5 separate regions of the Homo sapiens genome follow, and all the other regions are linked to region 1. The links are chromatin contacts, found by Hi-C or POLR2A ChIA-PET in ENCODE. All regions are on one chromosome and are shown on one strand. Each heading gives the region's core, a stretch centred on a gene start or an enhancer-like site at or near the end of the contact. The rest is flanking DNA. Distances are from core to core; before and after follow the strand shown. Region 1 holds the start of ODF2L (outer dense fiber of sperm tails 2 like). Region 2 has its middle 50 kb from the start of LINC01773. Region 3 holds the start of SSX2IP (SSX family member 2 interacting protein). Region 4 overlaps LPAR3 (lysophosphatidic acid receptor 3). Region 5 holds the start of MCOLN2 (mucolipin TRP cation channel 2).

Region 1 (2,700 bases), core at 24-2,523:
TTTTCTTGGTAAGACAATGGCAGAGTTAAATAGTATCACAGAGACCATATGACCTGCAAAACCTATTAATAAAATATTATCTGGCTGTATGAGCACATTTTCATACTGCTATAAAGAATTGCCTGAGACTGGGTAATTTATAAAGGAAAGGGGTTTAATTGACTCACAGTTCAGCGTCGCTGGGGAGGCCTCAGGAAACTTACAATCATGACGGAAGGTGAAGGGGAAGCAGGACACCTTCTTCGTTAAGGAGAAGTGCCCAGTGGAGGGGAAAGAGCCCCTTACAAAACCATCAGATAGCTTGAGAACTCACTAGCATGGGGGTAAACGGCCCCCATGATTCCATTACCTTCATCTGGTCTCTCTCTTGACACGTGGGGATTATGGAACTGCCCCCATGATTCAATTACCTTCACCTGGTTTCTCTCTTGACACGTGGGGATTATGGGGATTACAATTCAAGATGGGATGTGGTCGGGGACTCAGAGCCTAACCATATCACTGGCCCTTTACTAAAAAATTTACTAATTCTGTCTCCCGCTTTAAATTATGAAAGGGACAATTACAGTACTGGTGGAAAAACATTGCTGGAGTGCTTTAGTGAAACCAATTATTTAGGTAGCAGCATGCCACGGTTATGGCTTAGTTGACAGTTACTCTACTTGTGAACTTCATAGGTTGGTGTACGATTCTTAACATGAATATTAAGTAGAGGCATTGAATGAAGATATTTTTCCAATTAAAATCTTGCTTTGCTTCTTCAGGACTTTATAAACCAGACCAGCTGGCTGTGGCACAGATACGAAAGACTTTGAGACCCTGAAGGCACCTTGCAGAACATCCTCAGGCTTCCTCATTTAACAGGAAAAAACCTGAGGCCCAGGGAGGCATCTCAGCTAAAAATACTACTATACATTTAAAAGGAGGTTTCTTCCGGTCGCAGTTGCCTTCACGTTTTCAAATCTTCTCTTTAAAAAGCAAAAGCAGGGCACAACCAGGCCAAGCGCCAGAAAACTCGGAATTGGCTTTATTTCCTTTTTTTCTAGTTGGGCTCGGTTATGATTTTCGGTAACGTACACAAATGCTGTCCTTGTCCATAAACAAACGCTTAAAAAAAAATGTTTACCCGAGAAACAAGGATAGACACGAAGCTGCCCTCCCTGCCCCGTTCCTCACCCTCTCCAATAGCTATAGGCGCTGCCCGCCGTCCCTAACCCGGACCAATCGGCAGCCTGCTGCGGGCCTGACGGGAGGGGTGGGGCCGCCGTTGCCAGAGAAGCCACTAGCCGGTTACTAGCTGCGCTTTTGTTCCACTTGAGCGGGCACTCTTCTGCGGCAAGCAGGTCTAGGAATTCGCCTGGTTCCCACCTCGCGTCCCTTGCCTTCCTTCCTAGTCTACCCACTGTAGTGCCCCCTGCGTCCCGCTCCCTCCTAGCCGACTCAGAGCACAAGAAGGATTGCCACGGTTTCCATTGCAGCAGCCGTGGCGCCTCTGACCCTTTTTTTATATCGCGGCGACGGCGGGCTGTCGTCACGACGACGTGCGGACGCAGCGGCGGGGGCGTAAGTACGCCTTTTGGGTTGGGGGCGACTTTGTGGGGAGCCTAGCTGCTGCTGGGCGTTTACCGCGGGAGCCCTTAGCGGTCTGGAGGTGAGGGCAGTGGTGGGTCCCGGAAGTAAAAGGCCCTCGCGCCCACCCAGCCCCCTCCGCGCAAACCCTCCACCTCCCTCAGGCTGACTACCTGGCCTGGGAAAAGGGCGGCGAGACTCACTCTTAGGAAGGGTGTGGTCCCCGGGACATCAGGGCAAATGTTAGCGTGAGGTGGGCTTGTGCAGAACGAAGTCCTGACCGGGCCGTTCCTGGATATGGTTGCATTTCTTTCAGAAATAGTGACCTCTTAATCATTGGGCTGGTTTTTAATCGCCCATCATGTGATATATCAGATTGTAGGAAGCCCTGGGGGCTTCGTAAGTGAGGTATATTACAGGAATCCTCAGGAAATAATTCCTTCTCCAGGATTCCTCTAGGTTCCAGCCCCTATAGGCGACCCCTGTAGTGCGGGATTGACCTAGGGTCGTGGAGAGTGCTAAAGGCCGACTTGTGTTCAGTCCCAGCTCTGCCACTGAACCCGCTGTGTGGCCTTGTCTAGGTCACTGAACCTTCCTGGATTCCTTACTGATAACTGTAACAGTAATCATCACTTTGGGGTGGTTGTAATACGAGATTAAGTAAACGCAGGGCCATTAAGGTGGCACCGAATGTAGGTGGTTAGTGAGTGGTGGTGCTTGTTGTTTACTGAGAATAACCATACTGGGGCTGCTGTTGGGGATAAAATCTATTTCGAAGACAGTTTCCTCATCACGCAACGCATAGTACGGTTTCAAGTGTTTTTGAATGAATGAGGTTCTTGGAGTTTTAAGTGCAACTGAGTTAAGGTTAAAGAAACAAACCGGGCCGGGCGCGGTGGCTCACGCCTGTAATCCCAGCACTTTGGGAGGCCGAGGCGGGCGGATCACGAGGTTAGGAGATCGAGACCATCCTGGCCAACACGGTGAAACCCCGTCTCTACTAAAACAAATACAAAAAGTTATCCGGGCGTGGTGGCGGGCGCCCGTAGTCCCAGCTACTCGGGAGGCTGAGGCAGGAGAATGGCGTGAACCCAGGAGGCGGAGCTTGCCGTGAGCCGAGATCGCGCCACT
Region 2 (2,774 bases), core at 67-2,566, 1.6 Mb before region 1:
GTGGGAGCCAAGCCTGTACCCACAAGACTCTAAGACAAGGAAGCAACTTGTTTCGAAAATACATACATGTATGATATAAAATATCTTTTCCAACAATTGAGGAGTTTTAATTTTCTATAAGTACCATTGGCATCATGTAGGTCCAGTCTCAATTTTCCCCATAGGCAAAATATATTTTTAAAGGCCAGTCTTTCTGTAAATAACTATATTGAGAGGCAGCACAATGCTTAATAAGATACCTGTAGATGCTCACCAATGTCCTTTTTAACATGTGGAAACTGTCCAGAAAGTTTAAATGTATTGGAATAAATCAGTGGTGTAATTTCCTTTCCTCTTATTTTTGGCCATCAATAATACTAGTATATATTGTTATCCGAGCTTTGCCAACTTCAATTTTTCTCTTGAAAAGGAGAATCCTCTAAGCAAGATGTTGCTTTTAAGTGTTCTAATGTAATTTTTTCAAACATGAACCAAATGCTGGTGCCCAGCAGAGCTTGTCCACATCATGCCTGGATTCCAATTGCATAGCTTTCCTTCATTTTCATTTGTTTGCTCCTACCCTATCCAAACACATTAATTTGTGGTTCAGATAATGTATTCCATATGTTTAATTAGCCATTACATGAAATGTGGGAAGGTGGGACTTTTAAAATGCATTCTCCATTTCTCCCAGTTTCCTGACTGTTAACTCACATTCTCTGATGGTGTTTGTTTGTTTGTTTAATTATTTTCACAATAAAGAATCTGTCTCCAACAAAAGTAATTACTTCAAGTTGTAGATTTTCTTTGGATAATACAAATTTAGTTTGTTCTATACAGTTAAATTAATTCTGCCCTATCTTGTATACAACATATGTGATGTAGTCATTGCTCAATAAATAAATACTCATAATAAAATATAACTTAAATAGACTAGTATTAAGGAGTTCTCCTTTATAAAGTTTCTGGATTTCTAAAGTGCATTTCAATGTCCGTAAATTTCCAATTTTTTTCTAAGTAGTTTGCTTGGTGAAATACTAATTTATTGACAGATGTCAAATTTATCTCAAGTATGTCCTACTGATGTCAAAAAAATGACCAGCACTGCATTTGGCATATATTCAGAAATTCTTAACTCTTCCTAATTGATTAACGGTAATAACGGCCCCTGGAATGCCCCCACCGAGTCTGTAGCTAGCCTCACAGTGATTCACTATGGCGTCACTGGGAGAGATGAAGCCCAGGGCTGCAGTGGTGCCAGTTCATGCCTTTTCAGTGAGAAGGCATTCAGGTTACACAGAGTGTTAATCTGGCCACAAAATGGGAGACGGCTAAGTCTGCCTGGAATGTCTGGCTGCTGGTTGGCAGACGCAGCCCTTTTTTCACCTTGGATCTGCTGGGCTAAGGATGCTTTCATAGTAATTTTCCAATGTCTTCCTTGATCAGTGGACTGCAGCATTTTGTCATTTTGCAGATTTTGTTTTCTTCATGGGTTATTACTTCCACTGAACTGCACTTAACATCTATTAGCTTAGGTCTCCAGAAGATCAAAGTCCCTCTGTATCTGATTATTCTGCTCTTTGCAATTTGTGTCTCCCCCTCACCCTATCCCCTCCCCACCAATGCAGAAGGCTTGCACGTTTACAGATTTGGTTTCAGTGCTTTCCCCAAATCGTTTATAGACATAAAAGCATCATAAATGGGACATCGTGTCTCCGGAAAGAAAATAAGAGAGAAAAAGTGAAGACAGCAATAGTTATTCTTGTATTATTTCCATCTCAAAATGAATCTTTTAAAACTCATGTTTAAATATTTCCCTTTTTGAAATGAGATGGGTGAGGGAGTGAGGAAGAAGTACTAATGTCACAGAATTATGCTAATGTTATAGAAACAAAATTCCTGTTGAGATTTATTCTCTTTACTAAATCACTCTACCCCACTCCCACTTTTCCAAAGCCCTGTCCCATCTCCTTACATTTTAGTTTAAAATATTTGCATTGTCTTTTTTAGGAACCGGTCCACAAGGCCAACATTCCATTCATTTTATGGTTTATTGTTAAGGTAACCTTAATAAGTAGGTTCTGATGGAAGATTTTATTCCCTTTCTGAACTTTTAGTAAATGATAATCATTCTCTAAATTTGGTCTCACCGCTGTGATGTACCAAAGATCCTCTATCAAACGTCGACCCTGTCTCATCAATAGGCCAAAGCTGGCCCCATCAAGGCATTTGCACCGGCCCTAGAAAGAATATTTTTAGACGCTACATAAGAGGCCCAGTGTACATCTATCAGCAGACTTGAAGTGGGTGCTTGTAAGTTGAGACAGGTATTAGAAACTCAAACTATGTTTGGCAGCTAAAAAAAAAAAAAAAAAAAAATTAAGGAAATTGGAATCTGAAGAGAAATAAAGACCCAGAGCCTTTTTTGCAAGGATATTTCCTCATCAGAAATACTCAACACTATTCTCTATGGTGAATAAAGAAGCCAAAGCAAGAAAGGAGAGAGAGAGAAAGAGAGAGAGAGAGAGAACGTGTGAGCTACAGCAGGACTTCCCAAACCTGAATCTGTGTGCAGATCACTTAGGGACCTTGTTGAAATGAAGACTATGATCCAGCAGGTCTGGAGTGGGATCTGAGAGTCTAAAATTAAATTGCTCACCAGTGATTCAGATGCTGCTGGGCCCAAGACCACATTTCAGTAAAGAGTTAGTGTTTCCTTGTGTCCCTCCACAAATCTGACACTGCAAAAGGTCACTTCACTCCACCTGGCACACCTCAACCCCTTGTGAAACACT
Region 3 (2,700 bases), core at 157-2,656, 1.7 Mb after region 1:
AACATAAAGAAAAGTTCTTGGGGCTCTCAATAATTTTACAAGTGGAAAGCGGTCTTGAGACCAAAAGATTGAGACCGCTGGTTTATTCAGGCAGATCTTATTCCTTTCCCGGGGTTGCTGAGGTCAGAGCTAAACTTCCCAGAGCTCAACTAAGCTTGGTTCAAACCTTTTAAAAATGTAACTGTTAATGGTAACGCCACCTGGGCTCAACAGCAGCTAGACGGGCCTCTGATTGCTTGGCCAAAGGAAAAGAGGAGGATTTCGTTGGGCCCTGAAGTTGTCACCGTGGCGTGCTTCTTCTGGCCCTGATCTTTCATCCAGGATTGGGGATACGTGCATGCAAACTGGGAGGTGGACATTCCTCCCGCTCTTGTTTTTCAGTGTTAGCATCTTCACTCATACTGTTTTGGTTTCAAAGTGCTCTCAGGAGTCTCCTTAAAACACCAAACCTGTTTTTCGCCTTTTGAATAAATCCCTTGGCTTCACCAAAACTAAACAAAACAAAAATCAAAGAACATCTTTGTGTAACCTATATGCCTGTGATTTCTCCATCTGATCTCCTTTCTCTGGCCTCTTTTCTTTTCTTCCCCAGTGAATTTTAGGCTGCCATGAAACCAGGGAGGAGACAGCCTGACCCTGGCCACGGGTGCAGCAGGCATACATTTTCATCGCACATACTTTGTCGAGTGGGTGTAAGACATTTTTGCATAAACTGAGTTCACGAATGCTATTTCTTAGTCTTTCCTTTGCCCGCGGTCTTCTGCCCAGATCCATTTCTTCGCCCTAATTTTACATATAACTTTCTCCCGGCTGGATTGTTTGCATCCACGACTCCCGACGCTTGAACCTCCCGTTCCTTGGACCTGACCTAATTCTAGGTGCCCGCAGTTTATTTCTCCACTTTGGCAAACGCACGTGGCTCTCCTGGAAGCTTCACTTTTGCTGCTAGGCTGGGTGTTGGGGTTCAGTGGGGCTCGGAAAACGTGCTCTAAAGTAGCCACGACCCCGGTCCCTGCAGAGTCCCGGCCCCCACAGAGCCCCGGCCCCGGACGCTGCAGGCGTCAGAAGGGGGCGGGGAGCAGAAAACGGCCGGGTGAATCACTGGGCGTAACAGGTGCCGCAGCCGCAGCTGCGCCCGCAGCGCGCGCGGACCGCAGGGATAAGGTCTTCTTTTTCTCCGGGTTTTTTTGGAGGTAAGGAGGAGACTACCGAGGCCCCCACCCGACCAATGCAGGCCACGGTTGTTCATCGCCTAGCAACTGGCGGAGCCAATGGGAGGCGGCGGGGCCTGCGGCGCCGGCGCGCGGGGGCGGGGTGGGAACCTCGGAAACCTGCGGAGGCCGGGAGGCGGCTGCAAGGGGCGGGGAAGGCGGGAGCCCGCAGCGGAGGAGGGGCCGCGGGCGGGAGGCGCTGCGAGGCGCTGCTGGCCCTCGGGCTGCGGGAGCCGGGCTAGGACGCCGAGCGGTGACTCCCCGCCGCTCCCGGGGGCCGTGACGGTGAGCAGCAGCGCCTCGCGTCGGGGATTGTGACGCGCCCCGCCAGGGAGGGGCGGGCGGGGGTGGGCGCCGGCAAGGGGCGGGCGCGCGCGGAGGTGAGAGCCGGCACCTGGCTCAGCGCCCCGTTGTTCGGCGGGAGGCTCCGCGCGGCTGTTGGGGCCGTTGCAGGGTGCGGGCGAGCGTCGACCCGGGCCGCTCCTGGAGGAGGAGGTGGGAGGTAGGTGCTGGCCCCGGGACCGCTCTCGCTGGCGTTCGCGGAGCTGCGCCTGCGGAGCGCTCTGACCCGGGGAGCCCCAAACCCTCTCTGGGATGGAGCAAGGTTGGCGCCCGGCGTTGGGGGACGAGCAGCGCGGGGACGTGGGGGAGGAGGGGATGGCCGATTTGGGGCTGCAGAGTCTCAGCAGCGGCCGTGGGGCATGCGGGGTTTGGCGATTTGCTAGTGCAGCCGCAAGAGGCAGTCTTTAAAACGAGTTATTGGGTGGCCGCTGCAGTGGAAGAGAACCCCGATAGTGGTCTAGTAAAAAGTCTAGGGGAAGAATTTACATCATCCAAGAGGCAGGCATGTGTGAAAATACTTTGGTTTATAATTTTATCATGAAAATACTTTGGTTTAGAATTTTATAGTCAACGACAGTAAACTGAATTGTGAGCTCCCTGCACATTTTTTGAGCCTATGCTGATTGCCCAGTTAGGCATATCGCTTGGGCCCAGGACATAGAATATACTAATTTGCTGTCTGCACGTATAATGTAGGAATTTTTAGATTATTACCCAGTTTCAGGACCCATAGTTGTAAATGCCAAACTGCGATTACTAGCAACGCTGATAAAGTTCTTGAATCTGAGAGAATTGAGATTTCTCTTTTCTGGACGCTGTAATAGGTTGAGGATTAGAAAAGAAGGTGATTTAGAAGTGTAAGGGTGGAGGCTTCTTGAACTTCCTGGGCTTTCTAACAATTCAGATTAGAGTCAAGGTGTAGAGTTAGCTGTGGGTGATGGATGTCATGGACCTTTTCATGGTTCATGGGGGTTTGGCTTACTGTGGGGTAGAAGAAAATTCTGGTGATCCTACAGTTTGATCCTGAACTAGAAAGGTTGGTATGAGTTGACTCATTTAGGAGAGTGAATAAAATTTGTAAAGAATTAGAAATTTGGAGAGGAAAGAAATGCCTTTAAAGTTCACGTCAAGCTATTTTGAAATTTAG
Region 4 (2,700 bases), core at 196-2,695, 1.5 Mb after region 1:
AAAGAAAATCCCTCATATGGCACTCCATCCCACTTGTTCAAATGCCATCTTGACACCTCTTCCAACACCACATTTCCAGGAGTCTGTCTTCTTTCTTCTGTCTCTGCCATATGTAGCCATTTGTTACCTCAAGTCTGGCTCTTGGTTCTTTCTTTTCCCCCCACGCCACTGTTTCAGACACCTCCCTTGGCAGTCAGTTTAGAAGTGCTTTTCCCAAATCAGTGTTCTTGTTTCCAATGTAACCACTGCCCTGCCCTCTTACTTCTTCCATTTCCTCTGGTCCAGACCCCTTCAGTTCCATTACACCAAATGCACTCAGCTTCTTTTATTCCCCTCTCATGCCCCCTTCTTCAGAACTTCTGGCTTTTCTTCTTTTTAGAAAACTGAAACCTTCCTCTTAAGCTGAAACAAACAATTATTGAATATTTTCTGAGTGCAAGGTGGAGAAACATTTCTCAAATTTGACCTCTTTGAAAAGAAGGTATAGGGAGAGGTTCCAGTACCCAACTACATCCAACCCTCCTGCCAACACCCAGCCTCCTGGAAGGTTTCATGTTCCAGAACTCAGGAACACCCTCTCTTAGGGCTTTGATTTCTGCCAAAGGAGAAATGTGGTCATCGTCTGTGACTCAGGCGTCATATCACTGGGCTAATTCAACATCTGGAATAGTATGGTGTGTGCTGGCCAATGGTAGAATTTTATCAAATTCCATGTTAACATTGTACTTCGAAAATTTCAGCTGGGGACTACTATGTTCATTGTGTATCTATGGCAAACATGTTGGGTGGGAACTGGGAGTAAAGGGTGTTTGCTGGAATTATGCCCTGTCGTGGACCTAGGGATCAACACAGAAGCTGGGATAAGGGGTAAGGGAACCAAGAGTTATTGGCAGGAGTCATCTTCCCTCCTGCACTGACAGTTGTCCCTCCAGCCCAGCCACCTGCTCTCCCTCACCACCAGATTGTTGTTAACTCTGCAGAGTATGTGGCGGAAAGATCCCATTACCTCAAAGAATCAATACTGTTGAGAGATTTGACCAAGTTCACTTTGTAAATTACTGCAGCATTGTGGCTGCAGCTCTGGACCTTCTAGTTCCTGCTTCTTCTAGTGGGTCCCAACTTCTTGCCTTGGCAAAATATACCTGTCCTTGGATGCCTGAGTGACAGTGAATCACAACAGGCGTTGTTTTCATCAAGTCAGAGAATTTACTGCTCAGTGGTGAACCTATTTTATTCTTTATGTTTTTTTCTGCATTTTATATTTTCTCATCATAAACATTTATTGACTACCTTGCTAGGTTTTAGGCAGTGTACTAACTATGAGACATGGCCTCTACCCTGAAGGCACTGTGAATCTGTGCTTGCTCTAGTGGTTTATGGTTGTCAGGAAATGACCAAGATTTATGAGTCAACGGTTGTGTCACATGAGAGATAGATGACATGGAGGCAGACCTGTTCTGTGTGGCTTTTCCTGTGTGTGACTAATAGAGAACCCTATTTCCAGGCTTATTTGAGGAAATGAGAAATGTACTCAAAAAAGATAACTGAAGGCACAAAGAAATATACATAAGGGCTGAATGAGGGGGCCTAGGCTGAAAAAATGCTGTGGGCTTGGATGGTCCATGGAGGCCTCTTTGAGAAGGTAGAATATAAGCCTGATTTCAGTGTAACAGGTGGAGAGGAAAGGGGAAGGCATTGCAGATAGGAGGAAAGGCAGGGTGGGAGACAGGTATACATATGTCTAGGGAGGCCATGCCAGGGCCGTGGGTAGAAAGGGGAGACTGGGCAGACTGATTTCTGGAATAAGGAGTTTGAATAGTAATGACAATCTGGTTTGAGAGACATAAGGGAGCCAGAGACTGGAAGGCCTTGGATCCTAGGGTCCTGTGGACTTCATTGTCAGATATCTAAGAGAGACTAGGCAGATAACATGGGTATATGAATTGGGTCTGGAGTGGATATAAGGAAATAGGGAGGGGTGGTGCCTGTGGCTAACTAGACAGATCATGCCCTGTGTAAAGACAATCAGTTTCATTTTTTGTTAAAAGACCATGCAGGCCCAATTAAATAGGCCTGTGGCCAGTCTTCAGCCCACAGCTGAACTGCCTCATCTGGCAAGAAAGAGCCCATGTAGGATCTTGAGTGTTGAGAAGGTGGGAGTTGCAAAATGCAAAGCAGGGTTTTAGAAAGATGAGAGGTGGGTTGGAGAGGGAGAGATCACTTAGGAGACAATAGGAGAGTCCCCAGGATCTGGGGATGGGAGGTAGCTCAGATGCCAGAGAGAGGCAGAGCTGGTCCATCATGGTAGATGTTGTAGGAAGGCACATTTGTCAGCAGCAGCTAGAAGGCCCATCGGGGCTGCAGGGGAGGAGAAGAGAAGCAGGCCAGTGGGGCGTGAGCTTATGGAAATCTGGCAGGAGGCAGAGAGAGAAGAAGCAGGAAGAGGGATCCATCATGGGAACTAAAATTCAGAGGCAGGGTCAGGCAAGAGCAACACTTAATCAAGCCTTGCCACTTTCCCCAAGGTCTTTGAGCTTTGCCCTGTCTCATTCCCCAGCTGACCTCCCAATCTTTGCTTTCTTCATCTGGCATGAACTCCCTTAATTTCCCTTCCTTCATATCTGAGTCCACCTGCACAGGTCACATCCTTACCATCCTAGCTTTTCACTAGGGCTCATTCCTTCCAGCCAGGAGCTGGGG
Region 5 (2,700 bases), core at 81-2,580, 1.4 Mb after region 1:
AGATTCACGAACGGCGACCGATTGTCTGTTCGATTTCCCACAGGCGTCTTCCTTTCGTGCACCAAGAGGGAAAAGCAACGGCGGCTGCAGCAGGGCGCTGGGGTTACGAGTCCAGCCCTGGGGCCGTGCGCCCTCCCTCCGCGCCCGCCGGGCCACGCTGACGCTCCCTCCCGGCTCCCTGCCTTTCATCCCGACGCGGGCGCAGGGCAACTCGCTTTTCCTATTCCTTGCGCGCCGGTCGCACTTTCTAACATCTCAGAAATATGGCCCTTGTCACAGACTTTCATGATCGTGCACTTTAGAGAAAAGCCAGAATGAATGAACTTGTCAGTTTAATGTGAAGTCCTCAAGGGAAAGGACCATGTCTTTGTCATCCCAGAGACCACAGTACCCAACGGTCGGCTTGGCTCTCAGTGAGTGTTTCCCTAAGCATCAAAACAGGAATGACCAAAGCAACGGACAAATTAATGCATGTGGAAACAAGAAATGAATGCATGAGAGAGTGAAGAAAAGAAGGGGCCAGGCGCAGCGGCTTACACCTGTAATCCTAGCACTTTGGGAGGCGGAGGCAGGAGAATCGCTTGGGTCCAGGAGTTCAAGACTGCAGTCAGCAGTGATCGCAGGTCAGGCGACAGAGTGAGACCCGGTCTCACCACCACCCCCCCGAAAAAGGCAGGAACCCCAGAGGGCCGGGAGTGCCAGGTGCGGCCGCCCGGGAGCGGTGTGGAGGGTGCGTGGGCCACTTTGCCGCAGGGCCCACCGCCCGGGTCCCTCTGTAAGGCGCTTCTCCGGCAGACACCCCGAGCCAAAGCGGGCCGTACCGCAGCGTTGGGCACTTGGGTGGAGAGTGCAAGGGCGGCGGGCCTGCGCCCAGACAGGTGTAGCCGTCCCACGCTAGGTGTCCTCCTGCCGCTCCCTGGCCGCGCCATGCCTCGAGGCATGGAGGTGCTGGACCTGCCGGTGTGCAACCGCGCCTCGGGCCTGTCCTGGGGGCCGCACCACAGGTCAGTGCCCCACGGCGCCCTTGGCGTGCCCCACGCCTCCCTGGGGGCCCCACCGCCGCCCCCTTTTGGGACTGCTTACTTCCTCGGCTCTTCTCGCGCGCGCCTCGGTTCCATCCCCTACGGCCCCCACCCCGCCTCCGCGTCGCCGACCCCCTTCTCCGGGAGCGCGGGGAGGCTGGTCCGCTGAAGCGTGGAATAAGTCCCCTAGGACCCCAACTGGGGAAGCTCCGGTCCCCGGTAGGAGGCGGCGGGGCGGGGCGGGGCGGGGCAGCCCCTTGGGGGCGGGGCGGGAGCGCCTGGCCACGCGCCGCATCCTGCAGGGTGCACACAGAGCCGCCTTTCAGCCGCCCGAGAACTGCCCGCCGCACTCCACGACTGCGGCGCCTGCTCTCGGGCCGGGGTCTGCGCGCACCACGCGGCCGGCAGAAAGGGTAAGAGAAGGGAACCCCGCTTTGCAGGGCTCCAACTTCGGCGGACGCGTTACGGCGAGGGCGAAATGAGTCGGCCGTGAACGGTGTTTCCTGTTCCGAATCCCGAGAGCCCTGGAAAGTTTTGAAGGAGGAGGCATGGCCCGGCAGCCTTATCGTTTTCCCCAGGCAAGGATTCCGGAGAGAGGATCAGGTGTTTTCAGGTTAACCGTCAGGTGAGGAGTCTGGGCTTCATCTTTCAGGATGCTGGACTGGAGAAATCTTCCTAAAGTCGATGGCTTTACTTTCGTAGACTAGAGCTTGCTTGCTGCCTTGGGAATGCTTATATTAACTGCTTGCAGTTAGTTAAATAAGGCTAGGCTGTGCCTTCCAGAACAAACAGGCCTTTCCCTCAGGTGGGAGGGTTGTAGTGTGGCTAACCCCAGTTCCTCGGCCTTTATGAAAAGGCGCACAGTTCAGCCGGTTGGCGCTGCCAGCGGGCCCCTCCTCCGTGGTCAAACCTCCAGCCACCCCAGCACAGTTGAGCCAAAGTTGTGAGTACAAACAGACCTTGGCTCCCCCGTTTCCTGCTCTCCAAACATATATATATATATATATATATATATATATATATATATGAAATATATACGTATGTGTAAGTGTGTGTGTCTCTGGTTGAACGGTACTTGTGGGAAACAAAATTGTGTGTCATTGTAAACTGAGAATGGAAGAAAAGGTTAGTAAGAGAAAGGTGGGAGAGGTTTCTTATGGGTGTCAGGATGTAGACTCTGATATTTTATGTAGAGGGAACCAACTACGTAGTTCTCCCCAGAAATGGGATGTGGGTTTCACTCTCAGGAGCTGCTCATCACCTTTGTGATGTGCTAACCAAAATCGCACAACTTTTGGGAAATTTGATAGCTTTCCCCTATTGAGTCAGAAGTTTCTTGAGACTTTAGCCTGTCTTCCTCTTCATACCTTAAGAGGAGTCAAACTCCCGTTGCCGTGAACTTTCCACAGGCACACCCTTCTCCTTTAGAAAACCGTTCATAGGTCAGTTTCTGTGGCCGGAACTCTAAAAACGACACATTTTCCATACAGAGGCCATCATAATACCAATTTTATTTAACCTCCTGTAATAAAAAATGAGTGAATCCTAATAAAGTGTTTGAGGTAGCCACATTCTTTTCTGTGAAGGAGGAACATATCAAAAGTGTTTTTTTTTAAAAAAATAGAGTAATAGATATAAAATATTTTAATGAAGCAAGTGAGAAGAACTGAGAGACATA

What was found. Hi-C counts contacts between places; a loop is a spot of excess contacts on that map. ChIA-PET counts read pairs that join two places held with the same protein, here RNA polymerase II (POLR2A). Pooled maps may share reads with other maps.
Region 2: a loop to region 1 is called in a map of ascending aorta, with 4 times the contacts of the local background. The contact joins the enhancer-like site here to the promoter of ODF2L in region 1. A Hi-C loop is called at or near these places in 2 of 168 maps with a recorded cell type or tissue (ascending aorta and naive thymus-derived CD4-positive, alpha-beta T cell) and 10 of 50 pooled maps.
Region 3: a map of CD8-positive, alpha-beta T cell shows a loop between it and region 1 (8-fold over the local background). The contact joins the promoter of SSX2IP here to the promoter of ODF2L in region 1. A Hi-C loop is called at or near these places in 3 of 168 maps with a recorded cell type or tissue (CD4-positive, alpha-beta memory T cell, CD8-positive, alpha-beta T cell and naive thymus-derived CD4-positive, alpha-beta T cell) and 12 of 50 pooled maps. POLR2A ChIA-PET finds 5 or more read pairs at or near these places in 1 of 52 experiments (Panc1).
Region 4: a loop to region 1 is called in a map of CD4-positive, alpha-beta memory T cell, with 14 times the contacts of the local background. The contact joins the enhancer-like site here to the promoter of ODF2L in region 1. A Hi-C loop is called at or near these places in 2 of 168 maps with a recorded cell type or tissue (CD4-positive, alpha-beta memory T cell and naive thymus-derived CD4-positive, alpha-beta T cell) and 7 of 50 pooled maps.
Region 5: a loop to region 1 is called in a pooled map, with 3 times the contacts of the local background. The contact joins the promoter of MCOLN2 here to the promoter of ODF2L in region 1. A Hi-C loop is called at or near these places in 2 of 37 single-sample maps with no recorded cell type and 5 of 50 pooled maps.

Annotation. Positions count from the first base shown.
Region 1 is chr1:86,394,896-86,397,595 of GRCh38, reverse strand. It overlaps ODF2L (outer dense fiber of sperm tails 2 like), which reads left to right and starts at 1,273. Exons shown (of 17, transcript NM_001366781.1): 1 at 1,273-1,563. RefSeq lists an enhancer at 1,299-1,348.
Region 2 is chr1:87,954,718-87,957,491 of GRCh38, reverse strand. No RefSeq gene overlaps it. Among named protein-coding and RNA genes, the nearest start is that of LINC01773, 50 kb to the right of the region's middle. Within about 2 kb of position 1,316, at least 2 of the 41 ENCODE cell types and tissues checked have a DNase peak (open chromatin) inside an H3K27ac peak, as active enhancers do.
Region 3 is chr1:84,689,167-84,691,866 of GRCh38, reverse strand. SSX2IP (SSX family member 2 interacting protein) reads left to right here and starts at 1,406. Exons shown (of 14, transcript NM_001166293.2): 1 at 1,406-1,496. RefSeq lists a silencer at 1,195-1,954.
Region 4 is chr1:84,853,261-84,855,960 of GRCh38, reverse strand. All of the region lies in intron 2 of LPAR3 (lysophosphatidic acid receptor 3), which reads left to right. Among named protein-coding and RNA genes, the nearest start is that of LPAR3, 39 kb to the left of the region's middle. RefSeq lists an enhancer at 1,289-1,538. Within about 2 kb of position 1,445, at least 6 of the 41 ENCODE cell types and tissues checked have a DNase peak (open chromatin) inside an H3K27ac peak, as active enhancers do.
Region 5 is chr1:84,995,743-84,998,442 of GRCh38, reverse strand. It overlaps MCOLN2 (mucolipin TRP cation channel 2), which reads left to right and starts at 1,330. Exons shown (of 14, transcript NM_153259.4): 1 at 1,330-1,647. The coding sequence starts at 1,571. RefSeq lists an enhancer at 1-467 and silencers at 1,038-1,327, 1,938-1,987.